Linked DNA regions of Mus musculus: region 2 is linked to region 1. Evidence: chromatin loops called from intact Hi-C (ENCODE). Cell type or tissue: left cerebral cortex. All regions are shown on one strand.

Evidence for each region. Peaks named below come from ENCODE experiments on the same cell type or tissue, not always from the same donor. Only the 100,000 strongest peaks of a DNase experiment are listed, where the experiment ranks them.
Region 2: it touches region 1 in a loop (6-fold over the local background); 4 of 42 quality-filtered maps call a loop at or near these places.

What each region holds. Positions count from the first base shown.
Region 1 is chrX:153,002,625-153,010,624 of GRCm38, reverse strand. It overlaps Usp51 (ubiquitin specific protease 51), which reads right to left and starts at 4,156. Exons shown (of 2, transcript NM_001137547.1): 1 at 4,081-4,156; 2 at 1,164-3,336. The coding sequence starts at 3,213. The coding sequence ends at 1,228. In left cerebral cortex, a CTCF peak has its summit at 3,874; DNase peaks (open chromatin) are centred at 1,438, 3,257 and 3,892; H3K4me3 peaks cover 1,533 bases; H3K27ac peaks cover 285 bases.
Region 2 is chrX:153,135,648-153,143,647 of GRCm38, reverse strand. It overlaps Rragb (Ras-related GTP binding B), which reads right to left and starts at 3,690. Exons shown (of 11, transcript NM_001004154.2): 1 at 3,073-3,690; 2 at 2,251-2,284. The coding sequence starts at 3,164. In left cerebral cortex, CTCF peaks have their summits at 706 and 3,290; DNase peaks (open chromatin) are centred at 3,355 and 3,760; H3K4me3 peaks cover 1,872 bases; H3K27ac peaks cover 688 bases.

The DNA of each region.
Region 1 (8,000 bases):
TTCTCGCTCTATCATTTATCTCTTTTATATCCATCTATATTTCAATGTGCTAAAGTACAAAATAAAACTTTCACCTTCCAAATATGATCTTATTTACATGTTTTTTTCAGGTGTCAGTTTGTATGAGAATATTCTTTTTAAACTTAAAAGTTGGTTTTTATACTGAAATCTCTGCAGTTGAATTTACAGAAGGTTCTCTCTTAATATCTAAAAAATTGAAATCTTTAAAACTAATTACCTGTTCCCTTGAATAGTTCTAAACTTTCTTCTTTTAAATCTCCTTTCCTGAATTTAACTTAAAATTTCATTTTGTTCTATATACCTTGAAATTTTACTTTTTATATTATTATAGGTATAATTTTTGTAAATTTTGGTCTTTCCAATGCATATATTTTATGCTTTAAATATTTAGAATCCAAATGTTTTCACTTTCTAAAATTTTCCCTTACTGATTTTAAGTTAGTGGTTTTTTTTTCACTAACCACCTTAGAAATGTTCATGTTTCATCTTAACTTGCAAAATTTTAGAAAATTTTTAGAATACTCTATTTCCATACTCTATTTTTACATACTAACAATTTGGAATAATTTTAAATTAAAAACATTTAAAAATATTTCTTCTAAAATACTTAACTTAAATTTTTAACATTTAAAATGTTCTCTTAAAACCTTCAAAAGTGTTTCTTAATTGTTTTCTTTTAAAGCTTTAAAGTTTTTTGTTTAAAATATTTGGTTTTCTCCAGACTACTCTGTACACTCAAAACTATAACTACAATCAATGAAAAACCCCATTCTTAAAATATACCCCCCCACTTAACACAATATCTTTAAAGAAATAAAATGTAATTTGAGAAGATCCTCCTACATGTTGAGACTTCATTTAATTTGCTTTATGTGACCTTTTCAACCTCTCCTCCCTCTGAACCCCCCCCCCCCCCCCAGTTCTTAAGGCTAATGGTCACCGATTGAAAATTCAATGTCTTCCTCCCATAGACTTATGGGACAGGGTAAAATAGTTCCTTTATGCCAAAGTGCCACTTGTCATATATGGTCATTGTCCACTCCAGGTAGATTTTTGTGTTTCTTTTAAGAGGTGCTTGTTGTTGTAATGGCATTACAATTGTCCATCCTGGTAGGCTTGTGTTGTCTCTTTGTCTTTTTCTTTTTTGTTTTCTCTTCTTTTTCACTTTTTAAATTTTTTTTGGTCTGGAAATCATTCTGGATGAGATTATTCTTTCTCTATATCTTGCCTATGATAGAACAGTAGATACCCTTCACTATTGAGTAATTCTTCCATTGTAGCCTTGGTGACTACAGCATCATCACAGCTGAACCACTGGTCTTTTTCCTGTCGGACAAAACTGGTGTAATGGCCACTTTCCAAAGTTCCATGGTGGTTAATTACTGCAAACAAAGAATACTTATTCTCACTGGGTACACACTCTGTTAATGGCTGGCCTTTCATTATGCTTTCTTTAGTAGAAGCCAAGAACGGGGTCATGTCCAGCTCCAAAGGAAACGAGATAAAACTATTAATCTTTCGTCTCTGTTTGCCTAAATGTTCAAATCTTTTCAGGTGAAAGCAGGCCACAATCGGTAATTTCTTCATTGTGAGCTGTTTGGTAGATTCCTGGTAGCTTTGGCATTGACTGCATTTGATTTTGGCACTGCTACCCAGGTCTTCGGGCCTTGTAAACCACTTCAGGCAATCTGTAAGTGAGATGACTCGTGGCTTCTGGCCATCCCTACTCGATGTGCTACTACTAGCCCTCCCTGGAGTATAAGGCCCAGGCAAATCCAAGCTAATGTCCCAGCATGGGTCTATGGTAGTAGAGACACCATGACAAACTTGACATGTTAAATCTGACTGCAGACTACCTGTAAAGATGTGATCTATGATGCAATTACAGCAGTTGGAGTTACCTTCCTGGTCGATACCATCATCTCTGCTGTGTCTATGCAACACATCCAATATGGCAATAAGAAACTCCTGAGCATCCTGTTGTCTGTAGCCTGCTAGATGCTCTGCATGGATCCATATCAGGTGTAGTAATTTATAGGGAATATGAGGACTTTGGTTCCCCGAGTACATAGCTTGAAAAAGTAAAGACATCTCGCAGACTAAACACAAGCTGGGGCTTGTCATCATACATTTGTGCTTATTTGAAAGGAAGAACTCTTTCAGTAGCGGAATGTGAGTAAGTACTTGGACAATACAATTCATAAAGCAAGTATTACCAAGATTAATTAATCCTCTGAAGCCTACAGTATAATACATTGTCTTTTTCCTCCTCTTTTTCTTGGGTTTTACCAAACTGGTCTCCTGATCTTTTGACTCGCAGGTTAATTGGTTTTCTTCCACCTCAGATGCCATCAACTGCTGATAAGATGCATCTCCTGTAGGGGATGATAACAGTCCCAGAATTTTTTCTTTTGTTTCTTTGGCGATCTTTTCTATATCTTTGTCATATACATAATCCCTACACATAAAGCAATATATAACCCCATGACAGAGGTCTACTGCTAAATTGTGTTGCGTTGTTTCGGCATGAATGTGAATATGTTTGTCAGTAAAGCATCCAAAAAATACACAGGACAGACAAGAGTGGAGTCTGTTCTTGTGAGTACTACATATTTGACAGATGCATGACTTTGCCTTACGTTTCCTAGTCTCCGGGGTTCCACTCCAAATGAAACGCTGATAGATCATCCGCAGGTTTCTCTGCCAGTTTTTAGCTACTTTAAAGCTCTCTACATGACAGCAGCCTGTGGGACCCTTATTAGACCCTACCTCCAGTAAACTGTTCTCTGAGCCATCTGAATCCCTAGAGGAGCCATGGTCACTAGAGTAGCTTTTCCGTGTTTGGGGTCTGGGTCCAGGCCTGGATCTACGTCTGGAATTGCGCCAGGCCACCGACCGCTGCTTGGGCAGGGGTGGAGGTGGCGGCGCTGGCGGGGGAGGCGGAGGTTTGGCGGGAGGCGGGGGTGGGGCCTTGAGCCCACGCCCTCCCCTGGAGCGGGACCTGGGCTGGGGCCGAGGGCGGGGCTTGCGGCGCGGGCAAACCGAGCTGGAGCTGGTGTGACAAGCAGCCGGGATAGAAGGGAGCACCTTCTCATAGCTGCCACTGCCCCTACTTGTTAAGTTCTCCGACGTGGGCTTGGGCTCCGGCCACAGCTCCGGCTTCATCTCCTGGGCTCCCTGTGTACCCCGCATCTCGATGCACTCTCAGCTGCCTGCTCCAGACAGGCTCCTCGACCACCTCCCGAACTCCAACAGGCGACAGAGCGGGAGGACCGGGACGCTTCTCGAACGTGGGCCATCGGCTCACTCCCAAGCCTGGGAAGAAACGCGTCTGGGAATGAGCTATGACTATGGGTGGAGGGAGACAGGAACTCGTGTGGACGGCCAGCCCGGCGTCATGGCCGCGGTGCCGTTAGCCTCAGCCCCTCCCCCTGCCGCGAGCCCCGCGCGCGGCCGCGGCTCCGCCCCTGCACCGGGGGCTCGCGTGGCGTGCCGAGCCCGAGCCCGCGGCTACCTGCTCCAAAGGCCGCCAGAACTGCTGGTACCGGGGAAGGAGGGGGGAAGGGGACTGTCCTGAGCTTTAGGGTGAAAAGGATGGCAACTCTTTTAAAAAGGCATAACCCGCTGTCTTTTCGGCGCTCTGTGCAGCCTCGCTTTGGCGCACCTTTTTCTACGTTCTTTCCTTGCATCTTTAAACCCCTCGAGTCAACAATGTATGTTAAATATGGCTGAAAGGAGGTTATCTTTGAAAAAAAACTGACTCAGTGGACGAAAGTGTCCCCTGCCTCCTTTCTTACCTATGCTTCCAGCCTCTACTCCTAAGCGCGCTTGCTGTGTGCCACGCTCGAGCGCCCTCTCTTGCTCTTTCGTGCCTGTGCCCTCACACCCCGTTTCTTGCTCCTGTCCTCTCATTTCCTAGGGTTTCCCCCAGAATTCAGACTCCCTTCACGCGTGACCACCCCCATCCACAGTACGCGACCCCCAAAGTGCATGCTCCCTCCCCGCAACCACCGCAGCTCCCCAAGCCCGCGGATTTGTAAAAAGGTCTGGGTTTGTTACCTGGGGCCCCAAGGCGCGCTTCATCTAGAAAGTCAGCTGCTGCTGCTGTCCAGGCGCTCCTCTGCCAGTCTTCTCTATGACCTCTCTTCGGGGCTGGTCACAAGGGGGCCGCCCCCTGGCCCCTCCCCTCTCCACGTATGGGCCCCCAGCCCCGGAATCAGGCCTCCAGCAGGGATGAATAGTACCGCTGTCCCCCTAGGCAGAAAAACCCCTTCTGAAAGGGATTCTACCAGAGGTAACAACAGCCACAGATTTTAGTAAAAGATCTTGGGAAGGCTCAGGCTTCATCTGGTTATGGCACTCTTAAAAAGAAAAAAAAAAAAGAAAGAAAAAAAAGAAAAAAAATAGAAAGAACGGGGGAAAAAAAAAACCCTGAAACAACAACAACAAAACTAACCAAGGTAGGGTTAGGGATTCACTAAGATGGCAAATTCTACAGTGTTCCTTCCGGAAGCTTTAAAATTAAAATCTCAAGAGTAAAGTGGAGAGGTTATTATTTCTGAGTGTTGGGGAGAGGAAAAATACGCATATGATTCAGGATAAAATAGACCTCAGCCCAGCAACATGCTGTTCCTACAGGGATAAACTGTAAACACTTAGAGCTCATCGGTCAAAGGTGAAAGATCCTAAGATGTTTACACAGAGTGGCAACATATACTTTTGGTCACCCCTTATATTAGTAACCCTAGTATTGGGTGTTCAGGTTAAAATCACTAAGTAGCACATTGCAGGGCGTCAGCACACTTAAGAACAATGCTATGGGTGAATGTGTAAACCCGGAAGAGGGTGATCGGCCTCACAGAGATCTTTCCAGAACTCAGAAATATTTTATCAAGTTCTCTCCACATATACCCACATACAGTGGCACAAAAATTGTGGGAGAAGTATGCAAATAAAAAAGACTGGAATCAGGAAAATATATATCTAAATATTTGCCACATTGTTTCAGAATCAGTTAAAAAATTCTTCCTACTGAAATCTATCACACTTCCCTATTCCAACCTGGGTCTCCACTCCTAGAGTTATCTCAATGCATTCAGGAAACCAACCCAAAGAGAAGATAGCAGCCACAGCTGGCCTGACACTTATTATGGGAACAGTATGATCAATCCCAAGTTGAATAACTAAAAACCATGGTTCAGTAGTATGAATGGGGAGCCCAAAGGGACACATTCCACCCACTTCCCAGACTTTTTGTCTGTATCCAAGGAATGTGAACATTACAAACAGAGGCTTCAGATTGACATATCACAGACACATTCTAAAACAGCAGTGACTCAAACAAGGGAAGCAGGAAGATGGTCAAAAATTTAAATAATGTAACTGTCTAACTGTAATTTGGAGTGATCAAACCAAACTTGTAGAATAATAAAACATACAAAATGACGACATTTCAGCAGTAGGCTGCTTTCAGGACCTATAGTCCTCCATCTCTCTGCCTCTCTGCATCTCTTTCTCTCTGTTTCTTTGGCTCTGCCTCTGTCTTACTCTTTCTCCTGTGTGTGAGTAGGAGGGAGAGAGAGACAGAGAGACAGAGACAGAGAGAGAGAGAGAGAGAGAGAGAGAGAGTGTTAAAACAGAGTGAAGTCTCTCTCAGCATTAACCTTTGCTTGCACACTGCTCTTATCCAGGCCACTTTGACTGATTCCTTGCATCACTCATTGGAGACTCCAGCAAATTAACATCCTCTCCATTAAGGGGGATGTGTGTGGGAACAATTTTGCTTCAAAGACCAACATGGTGTAGATGTGCAGACACTGGTAGCCAGGACTTCAGAAATGCCATGACTTTCTGTGGCTGTGGCCAGCTCTGTCAGACAAGAACCTTGCATTGATTAATCCTTACTCTCTGCTGTCCACAAGGGGGAAATGTCCATCACACTTTAAAACGGCAGACATTATATTGTATGATATGATGTGTGAGTTCAGCCTTTCTAAGAGAAAGGGATTTTATAAGCTTCTGGGTCTTTGGACTTTTAAAGTGAAAGGTGGGACAACTAGATTCATGCTCTTGCTACAGGAGTGGAGATGATTGTGTGTCACTTGGCTGGTTCACATGGGGTGATTTTCTCTCCTTAAGGTCTGAAGCTGTATGATTTGAAGACGTGAGTTATTTTTGCTATATGAATATGTGATGGCATTGTCCACATAACATGAAAGAAGAGAGGTAGAGAGTAGGGCCCCCGTGATGTCTGCAGAGATGAGCAACCACTTGAGGAGCCACAGATCAGAAACATGACTTCCTATCAGCCCCATGTGTGCTTTAATCTTCAGTGCTTCCAAGTGTTAAAGACATCCCTCGTGTCCGCACTTTAAAACATCATGGCACAGTCAGGCTGACGTGGCAACATCATTTCTGCGGAAGACAACAATGGCTGCCACCACATAGCGCCATATCCCAACAAAACAAAGCTGGTGCCTGCATGGTGTGAGGGAAACAGGAAATGGCCATGACCTTTCAGTCTGAGGGTCCCAGAATCCCAGGTAAGCAAATCAAACACTTTATATCAGTACCAAGAGTACAAGGTGGACACCCGGCTAGCTGGGTCAGATCTCTCTATGCTCTGTGATGGAGCCTGGCCGAATGAATGCAAGTGGACCGACCCTTTGACATCTGCCCAGTCGTTACACTGTGCTCATGGGTGAGAAGAGTCATATTTATTTAAAGACAAAGGATCTAGCACCCTTTCTCTTTTCTTTCTTGGAACAGATGGCAGGCATCCTGTGTGGCCCAAGCTGCCCTTGAGCTCACAAGCCTCCTGCTTCTCTCTCCAGGCACAAGGGTGATAGGTGTGTGGGGTCATACCTGGCAATCATTCGCTTCCTGTGTTCTTGGGTTCATTAAAGTCTTCAGGGCAAGGACAATTGTTACCTTCCAAGATGAATGACCTGACCTAAACCTAGGGGGAGAGTGTTGGTGTGATTCAATTGAATTGATGGATATTGCAGGGGTGGGATGTTCTGGGAAACACCACTATAGCTGGCAGGCGATCCTAGGCCTTAGAGATTCAGATCATGGCCAGTGACCACATACTCTCTTTGTAATCTTCTAATCCAGCAATGCAAACTGCTGTTGCCACAGAGCAGTGGAAGAGAGGAACAACATTGAGTATTGGTTCAGTGTGACAAATCCAGGATCACTCAGAGGTCTCTGGTTTGAGTGGGACCATGGTGTCTCATGGCAGGGTGTGGGGAGGCAGATTAATGACCACCATCCCCCCTTAGTGCACCTGATACAAAGTCCTTGCAGCTTTTGCTGCCTTGGATTCCAGTGGAGTAGCTGGAAGTGGTGATAGAAATCAGGATGCTGTGTCCCTGAGTTGGAGGTCTAGAGTTCGGTGAATAGGGGTACCTTCCTTCTGACTTGAGAATCTGTCCATCTTGCTTGATTTTCTGTCAAACTCATAAGTTAATAAATTTTACCACCCCACTCTCTCTCTCTATGTGTATCTGTCTCTGCCTCTCTGTCTCTGTTTCTCTCTCTCTCTCTCTCTCTCTCTCTCTCTCTCTCTCTCTCTCTCTCTCTCTCTCTCTCTGTGTGTGTGTGTGTGTGTGTGTGTGTGTGTGTTTGTACATATGTTTATCTCCTTCAGCCTGAGTTTGTGTGCATGTGCATATGCCCCTGGGAGGTCAAGAGCCTGTTCATGGAAAAGAAAGAGAGATTGAGAGAAAGAAACAGAGGGAGAGGGTAAAATCACAGCTAATCAAGTTACCAATGTTGTGCCAGTACGTGTGTGTGTGTGTGTGTGTGTGTGTGTATTCAATATATAATTTCCCTATGTGTCAACAGGGACATCAAAAGCACGGAGCCCATTACATAAAAACCACTTGATTAAAACTGAGGAAGACATTCGTTTCCTTCCATGATTATGGATTCTCAGCTTTTGAGGATAGTTTCTGGTATCTGCTGACATCCATGAC
Region 2 (8,000 bases), 130 kb before region 1:
CTGTTTTCCACTTCAGCCCATGATTTCATCCCTTCTGCATATTTCTATAATTTTTATTTCAGGTTTCTGCCTCTTTAAATTACACATAAGAACCACTCTTGATTAAGCTTATCTACTTCTGTCTTTACCTTTTGATTCTCCTAGCCTCAAACTTTTAGCATCCATTCATATTTAACTGAATGGTTTACAGTCTCTTTGCTTCCAGCCATTTAGGGAGCCCTGACTCTGTGTCTGGATTCATCCTATATTCTCTACCATCCTTTATTCTTCTTTCTACTAAGTCTCAACTTATCCATCAACACTTGGTTCAACAATCATCACGGGAATTTTCTCTGGAGCTGGGGATGTAGCTCAGTAGCTCAGTACTAGGGCACTTACCTAATATAAGTGAAACCTGGGTTCAATCCCCAGTAAATCCCCATAAAGTTTCTTTGACCTAAATGCCTTAGGCCAGCATTCCTCAACCTGTTGGTTGCAACCCCTTTCGGGAGTCAAAAAACCCTTTCACAAGGGTCACTTCAGATCATCAAAAAACACAGATATTTATATTATGATTTGTCACAGTAGAAAATTGCAGTTATGAAGTAGCAACGAAAATAATGTTGTGGTTGGGGAGTCACCACAACATGAGGAAGGGTCACAGCATTAGGAAGGTTGAGAAGCATTGGTTTAGGCTGAGAGGTATCATGCCTGCCCCTCAGTGGTACTACTATATCATTGCAGACCATAAAGCTCTGTAGTCCTTCCTTTCAACAACTCTCTCACAAGACTGGAAACATTTGAAGGACAGAGGGAGAGTCTTTGTATCCTTTGTGTACTTTCTTATCTCCAGTGCCTAACAGGGAACAAAAGCTTGAAATGCACTCATCAAAAGAATGGTGCCACACGCCTTTAATCCCAACACTTGGGAGGCAGAGGAAGGCAGATTTCTGCGTTCGAGGCCAGCCTGGTCTACAGAGTGAGTTCCAGGACAGCCAGGGCTATACAGAGAAACCTTGTCTCGAAAAAACCAAAATAAAAATAAAAATAAAAAATAAAAAATAAAGAAATGAACAAGCCATTAGAGGAAAAAAGGCAAGGACAACTATCTGGTAGAGAGCAAGACTTTACAGATGTCTTTCTTGTGTAAGGATTTGACACAAGAAAAAACACCTGTTAAAGCCAAATTATCTTGCACTACAAGGAGTCAGAGTTAAATGACTTTCACAGTCCTTTCTAAGCACAGTGTTTATGAGATACAGTTCTGTTAACTTTCCTTTTCAAATGAAAGAGACACAGATTCTACCTCCAATCCTAACATATCAAAATGTCTGATTACAAATATAAGAAGCTTTAGTGAAAACATACTGGATATGCATTGGCTCAATTCAACAATTTAGATATCCAGGTTTACCTAAGAAAATTTAATTGTTTATTTAGTCTAAAATTTATATGAACATTTTCCTTGCCCTTTGCAAAACAAATTAACTAAACAATTAACTAGATTAACTAAACATTAATTAAGCAATAACTGTATCTATTTCTGAAGGTAAAGGCTGATCCTTCAACGCATGTGCATTGCAGAACCATTAAAGCAAATGGCAGTTCGCCCCCTTTCTCTTTTCACAGTTCCTTAAGCTTCTACTTTTCCCCTCCTAATTATGTAGAAATTTCTGGCATTTTTTTAGGCATCCTTGTTGACAGCAACTTCAGACATTCATCAAAAAAAAAAAATCCTCCTAGCAAACTTGAGGCCCAGAATTAAATTTTAGATAAAGTCAGGCTAAAAATATGGGAGCTTTTTTAACCTTACATGGTGAGGATAATTATGTTTGTGGTGTACAGGGAGTTTATTCATGTAAACTTCCTAATATCCCTATGAAGGTTATTACCAGTACTTCACAAGTGATACTAAATCCCAAAAAGGTCAAGAAATATTGCTCCTGAGCTACAGTCTTAGGGATATTGTCTAAGTCCCAATAAAAGTGCAAAGCAAAGCAAAGAACATCCAATTCCAGCTAGAAAAAAAAATTGCACGTAACATTTGATTTGGGTTAAAGAATCAGTGCACACACAGAGGGCTGTGTAATATTTGTATCTGGCTTGACTCCATGAGATTAATTTTAGACAAAGTAAATCTGACAGTAAATAAGGGGATGAGTGTCTCAAAGACCCCATAGATTCTTGCCACAATCCAGAAAAAGCCAGATTCCCTGAACTGCAGCTTCTTACCTTTTTCTTCATGTTACTGATGTAGCTAACACATCTTACCTTTTTCTTCATGGCTGCATTTGGCATTGCCCACCTGTAGATATAAACCAAAAGATGGTGTTTTCGTGATCTAATTGCCGGGGGCGGGGGGTGGGGGGGGGGACACACAAGTAAACTGAAAGATGCAGACGAATATTCTTTAAAGCAGCTAAGTATGGATGAGACCTCTTTTCAGAAGTCTTCATTTTCCTAAATTATAAAGCTGGGTTTATGCTCCCTGTTTCCTTCATCAGCTCGGGAGACGCTTCCTAGGATGGCATATTTAGGAATAGAAACCATTTAAATTCAAGATTTGATATTTTGTCATAAAGCTGAAGCAACACTCTGGGTACTTTTATAAATCAAACAATATTGTCATAATCTGAATACTATTTTTTTTAAATTCATCTCCGTATTTTTCAAATCTAGAAGCATCTTTGGACCTTCAATCGTCCTTCCAAGCTGTATTTCATTCATTAAAGGCACAAAGTACATATAACGCAGTTCTCAAATAGGCATATCGCACTATACGTCATTGGTCAGCAAATGTCTGTCCTTTCCTTTTTTATCATCAACAAGGTGATAACATCAAATAACCTTTATAGAAAACAGAAAACAACTCAGAACTGTCTCAATTAGAAGACTACGCATAAACCAGGAATCCCACATCCAGGCAAAGGGTGTTTCTATTCTGTTTTCCGTCATCAAGGGCATGATATCAATCAACCATATTGGTAAATTAAAGCAATTCATCACTGCAGGTTAGAGGTTGTTGCATCTCACAATACTCTTTACAATTAGCATGCCCTCCCTCCCAGGTGCAACATAATCCCCTTTACCCACCCAAGCGATCCTTCCGGCTCCCCTAGAGGAGGCTCCACTTTTGGGCCCACATTCTCTTTCTCTGTCTTTTTCTCGGAGTCAGATTCTTCCATCGTGCAACAAGTCCTTCACAGTGCCTTCTAAATCCGCAGTACCGTTCTTCTGGCTCACCTGCCTACGCTCAGCACCCAGGGCCCGCGGGGCCTGATCTATCCCTGCCTCCGCCTTTGTCCACTGGGGGGCCGCTTTTCCCACAGTTACCTTTACCGACCCGAACTTAGTCTCCAGGCACAGCCGAGCAGGCCAGCCCAAAGGAGCAAGCGATTCGATTCGGTGCGTGCAAAGGAAGAGATGGAGGAGAGGGAGGGCAAGGTGGATGAGGAGTTGGTCCCGAGTTTGGGCCTCACTCGCCAAGGTCTCAAGACCCAAAGGTAACTTGGTCAGCTTCTGTACAGACTGCAAAGGCTGAGATAACGGAATGAGCGGAGCGGAGCTGCAGAAGCAAAGCGGTCACTGCCTGGTGGCTCCTCCCGACCTCGCTGCCAGTCACGGTCCGCCTGAGGATGCTCTTACTTCCGCGCCCGCCCTTCAGGAGCGCAAGAACCTCACCGCAACCACGCTACTGCAGGCCAGGATCACGTGGGAACCTGCCGTAGTCCCAGGGCCTGTCACGTGCCGCTACCCTTTTGGGGGGGCCCTGGGTTTGCTTGGAAGAATACCATAGAGACTGCTTTAGGAAAGCCAGAGTGCCACCCGCCATCACGTGGCCCGGGCTCTCATTTCCGCGCCATTGGCCCTTAGGGCGGCCTGCGGGCACCTAGACACTGATGGACGCGGCCCCGCCCACTCGCTGCTCAGAGTTAAAGGAGAAGGTTGCAATTTCAGCACCTGCCAGCTAGCCGTTTTCACTACTCCCTATGATTAGGGCCCTGTGCATTTTTGCATTTTGGTAACTTTTCTTCCCGTTAATCCTTATGACAGTTCAAGTAATTAAAAAAGCAATCCATCTAAAGTGTTTTAAACTGTCTTTCCCATAGAAAACTCTCAATAAGTTGTTATTGCCAGGACCAGAACCACACGGAGGGTTTAACACGTCCGCCACTTAACTTTTAAAAGTTGCAAACATAATTTTAAAGTTTCTGATGATCATCATGAGATACTTGCTACATACAGAGTTTTATGTGGAGAAGAAGTGATTTGTCAACCAGCTCTCAAATCTCAACGCAGCAAGTTCCAACCTCAATGACCTAAGAGCTTCTTAGGCTTGGAACTCTTTTAAATGTGACACCAAGGTTACAGGCTGGGAAAAAGAGTGGCATAGGTTGATGCTCCCTTGAAAGACTGAATTTGCCATTCACAGTTTGTAATGGCCTCAACTTTCTCAGCTTATAGGTAATGTCCTCCAGAGGTCTTCCCAACCCATACTCTATTAGAGTACAACAGTCTTTTGAACCTGCAGTAGTTATTTTCTGTTGTATGCTTTTTAATTCATAATATTCCTTTGTAGTTTTTCTTTTGTTGTTGAGATTATACTGTAGACACATTTCTTTTTTCCCTTTTTTCCCTCCAAACCTTGTCATATAAACAACTCTCCTTGCTCTTTCAAAGTCATGGCTTCGTTTTTCATTGGTTGTTGTTATATGCACATATATGTATATACATATATATTCCTAATATAACCCGCTCAGTCTGTATAATAATCTCATATATATGTTTTCAGGGCTGAGCAGTTGGTATTGAAGAACCAGACAGTGTATTCTTCCCTAGGGAAAATTATTTCTCCTGCTCTGGGCATTCCTTGGTTGCCTGTAGTTCTTTGTGTAGAGTATAATACTTACTGACATGGCAATAATCTTGTTTATTTGATCTCTGAGTATAGGATTTCTATTTAAACGCTATAAGGACAAGCACTTACTTTTGAAAAATGTTCTCCTATACACTAGGTTCACAGACCAGAATGTGTGTATATACTCGATATTCACTGAGTACTGTTTTTTTTATAAAGATAAGAACAAATGTGTTAAGGAATTTCTGATTAATAACAGAAAGGAGAAAATGTATGATAGTTCTTTAATATCCACAACACATGAGTGTATTTTGAGAATGAGCATGCCTAGACATTTTTAGGAAGTAAAGCCAATGAAAAGAGAGGAAACAATTGCTACAAAATTTCTGGAGAGGAGAAGGAGAGGAAGCTAGAGCACAGCTAGCAACATTCCTTCTGGATAGAAGACAAAAATTCTATGGAGACATGAGTAGGAGACAAGAGTAGGCATGGACACAAAGCAGTCTCTAGAAGTTGATGATAGGTGGTGTATATGGGAAACTATCCCAGCTATTGTATTCTATTATCAGTGTTGGAAAAGCAAGATCATTTTGGGAAATTGGCCGAGATGTTAACCATTTGAAAGATAAGCAAAAGAACAGCATAAAGAAGCATGCCGCAAGGATTTCTGTTCGGTACTGAAAGAACAATTAAGGTTGGAAATAGTAAGATGGTATGGCACACATGCATGGATTGGTTTGGGGGTGTGTTTTTTGCTCTAAATGTAATCAACAACCTTAGTGGAGATGATTATAAGACAGGCTAGGTATGACCTCTGAATCTTCTTCCAGGGCTTTTGAAGTTTAAGTAGGAAACAAGGATAAGGAGTCAAGAAATTTATAAACACTCATCTTCACATGTTCAGTGGATGCTCCTGTGAGTAAGGAAAAATATAAACACTTCATAGAGTTGGGTTTTCTTAAAGACAGAAGAAGTGGGACAAAAGTTAAATTGAGTTTGATTTTAGTGAAATAGTGTGATGCTTTGAACAACAATGTTCCCCAAAGGCTCATGTGTGCATTTATTCCCCCAATTGAAGGTGCTGTTTGGAGAAGTTTAAGAGGTGTGGCCTTATTGAAGGAAATATGCCACTGAAGGCAGCTTTTGAAGAGTTTAAAAACCTGCACCATTCCATTGTTCTCTCTGCTTCATTTTTGTGTTTCAAGATGTGAGCTCTCAGCATCCCGATTCAGCTGTCATGCCTGCTGCTTGCTGCAATGCTTCCCTGCTGTGATGGAGTCTTATGTCTCTGGACCCATTACCCAAATAATCTCTTCCTGCTCCAAGATGTCTTGGTCACTGTATTATATCAGAGTAGTAGGAAAGGAACTAATACAGATGTTTGAACTCAATTTCATATTTAAGTTTAAGTAGTAGAAGCTATTCTGAATACTGAGATCTTGATAAAACAGCAGGCCTTAAACAAATTATTAGAATTCTCTGAACCTCATTTTCCTCTAGTATAAAATCTTTTTAATAACAACTTTCTCAGATGTTTTAAGGATTGAACTAGACCATGAAAGAAAATTGCCCCATATAGTGGCTTATCTATAAATGGTACTTAATAAATGATATTTTAAAATGTGAAGTTCCATTCAAACAGAATAATGTCTATACTAGTATCTGATAAACTAGACTTGAAGTCTGAGACAAAAGAGCCATTATATCATAAATAGAGGCATCAACTCCTCAAGAATATATAACAGTTGTAAGTTCATATGTATCCAATATAATATTTCCCAGGTATATAAAACAAATATTCTGGCTGTAAAGTGAAAAACTCTAATATGTTATAGCATGGAATTTCAATACCACACTTTACAAAACAAATAAACAAACATCTAGACAAACTCAGTAAGATTTAAAATACACTTTCTACTGAATGGACTTGATAGACATATCTAGAGTATTCCACAAAAGAGCACAATAGACATTTTCTCAATTCCACTTGGAAAATGCTCCAGACTATTATATTATATCACAAAAATAGAAGAAATTTAAAGATTATAATTGTTATTAAGTTTCTTTTCTGATCACTATGCTATAACACTAGAAATAAGTAACAGAAGTAAAGTTGTAAAATCCACAAACATGTGAAAATTAAGCAATATACTCATGGATATCCAGTGAACAAAGAGGAAATTACAAGAGGAAAGTAAAATGATGTTTATAGCAAAAATGCCTAAGTTAAAAAAGAAAATGTTCAAATTAACAAAGCAGAACTTCTCAAGTAACTAAAAATAAAAAATAAAGTCCAAAGTTACAGAGATATTCCCATCCAGTAAAGATCAGAGCAAAGTGTTGAAATAGAGATAAGAAAAACCAATACAAAGCTCAACCTGAATAGCTTTTAAAAGATAAATAGAAGTGGCAATCCTTTAGCTAGGCTAATTAAAAAAAAATCCCCCTCCCGCCCCAAACTCTCAAATTGTGAAGAAAACAGGAACAATTACACCTGCCACCTGCAGAAATTCAAAGGCTTATATGAGATTTCTATGAGCAATTTAAGGACAATAAACTGAATAACCGGGACAAAATGGGTAAATCCTTCTTATTTTTTTCTTTTTTCTTTGTATGTATTCTTCTCTCATACAATACATTCCAACTACAGCCTCCCCTCTCTGCATTCATTCCAGCTCCCCTCCTCCCCCACCTTCCCTCTCCCTGCTCCTTTGTTTCCCATTAGAAAAGAGGCAAACAGGACTGACAAAAAGAAGAAAGAAAGAAAGAAAGAAAGAAAGAAAGAAAGAAAGAAAGAAAGAAAGAAAGAAAGAAAGAAAGGAAGGAAGAAGGGAGGGAGGGAGGGAAGGGAGAGAGAGGAGAGGAGAGGAGAGGAGAGGAGAGGAGAGGAGAGGAGAGGAGAGGAGAGGAGAGGAGAGGAGAGGAGAGGAGAGGAAGAAGGAGAGAAGGAGAGAAGGAGAGGAGAGAAGGAGAGAAGGAGAGAAGGAGAGAAGGAGAGAAGGAGAGAAGGAGAGAAGGAGAGAAGGAGAGAAGGAGAGAAGGAGAGAAAGAAAGAAAGAAAGAAAGAATAAATATATTCTTACTAATACACAACCTGCCAAAACAGAAGCCTGAGGAAACAGACTGGCATAAGAACTGACCTCTTAAAAAGAAAGGAGAATAA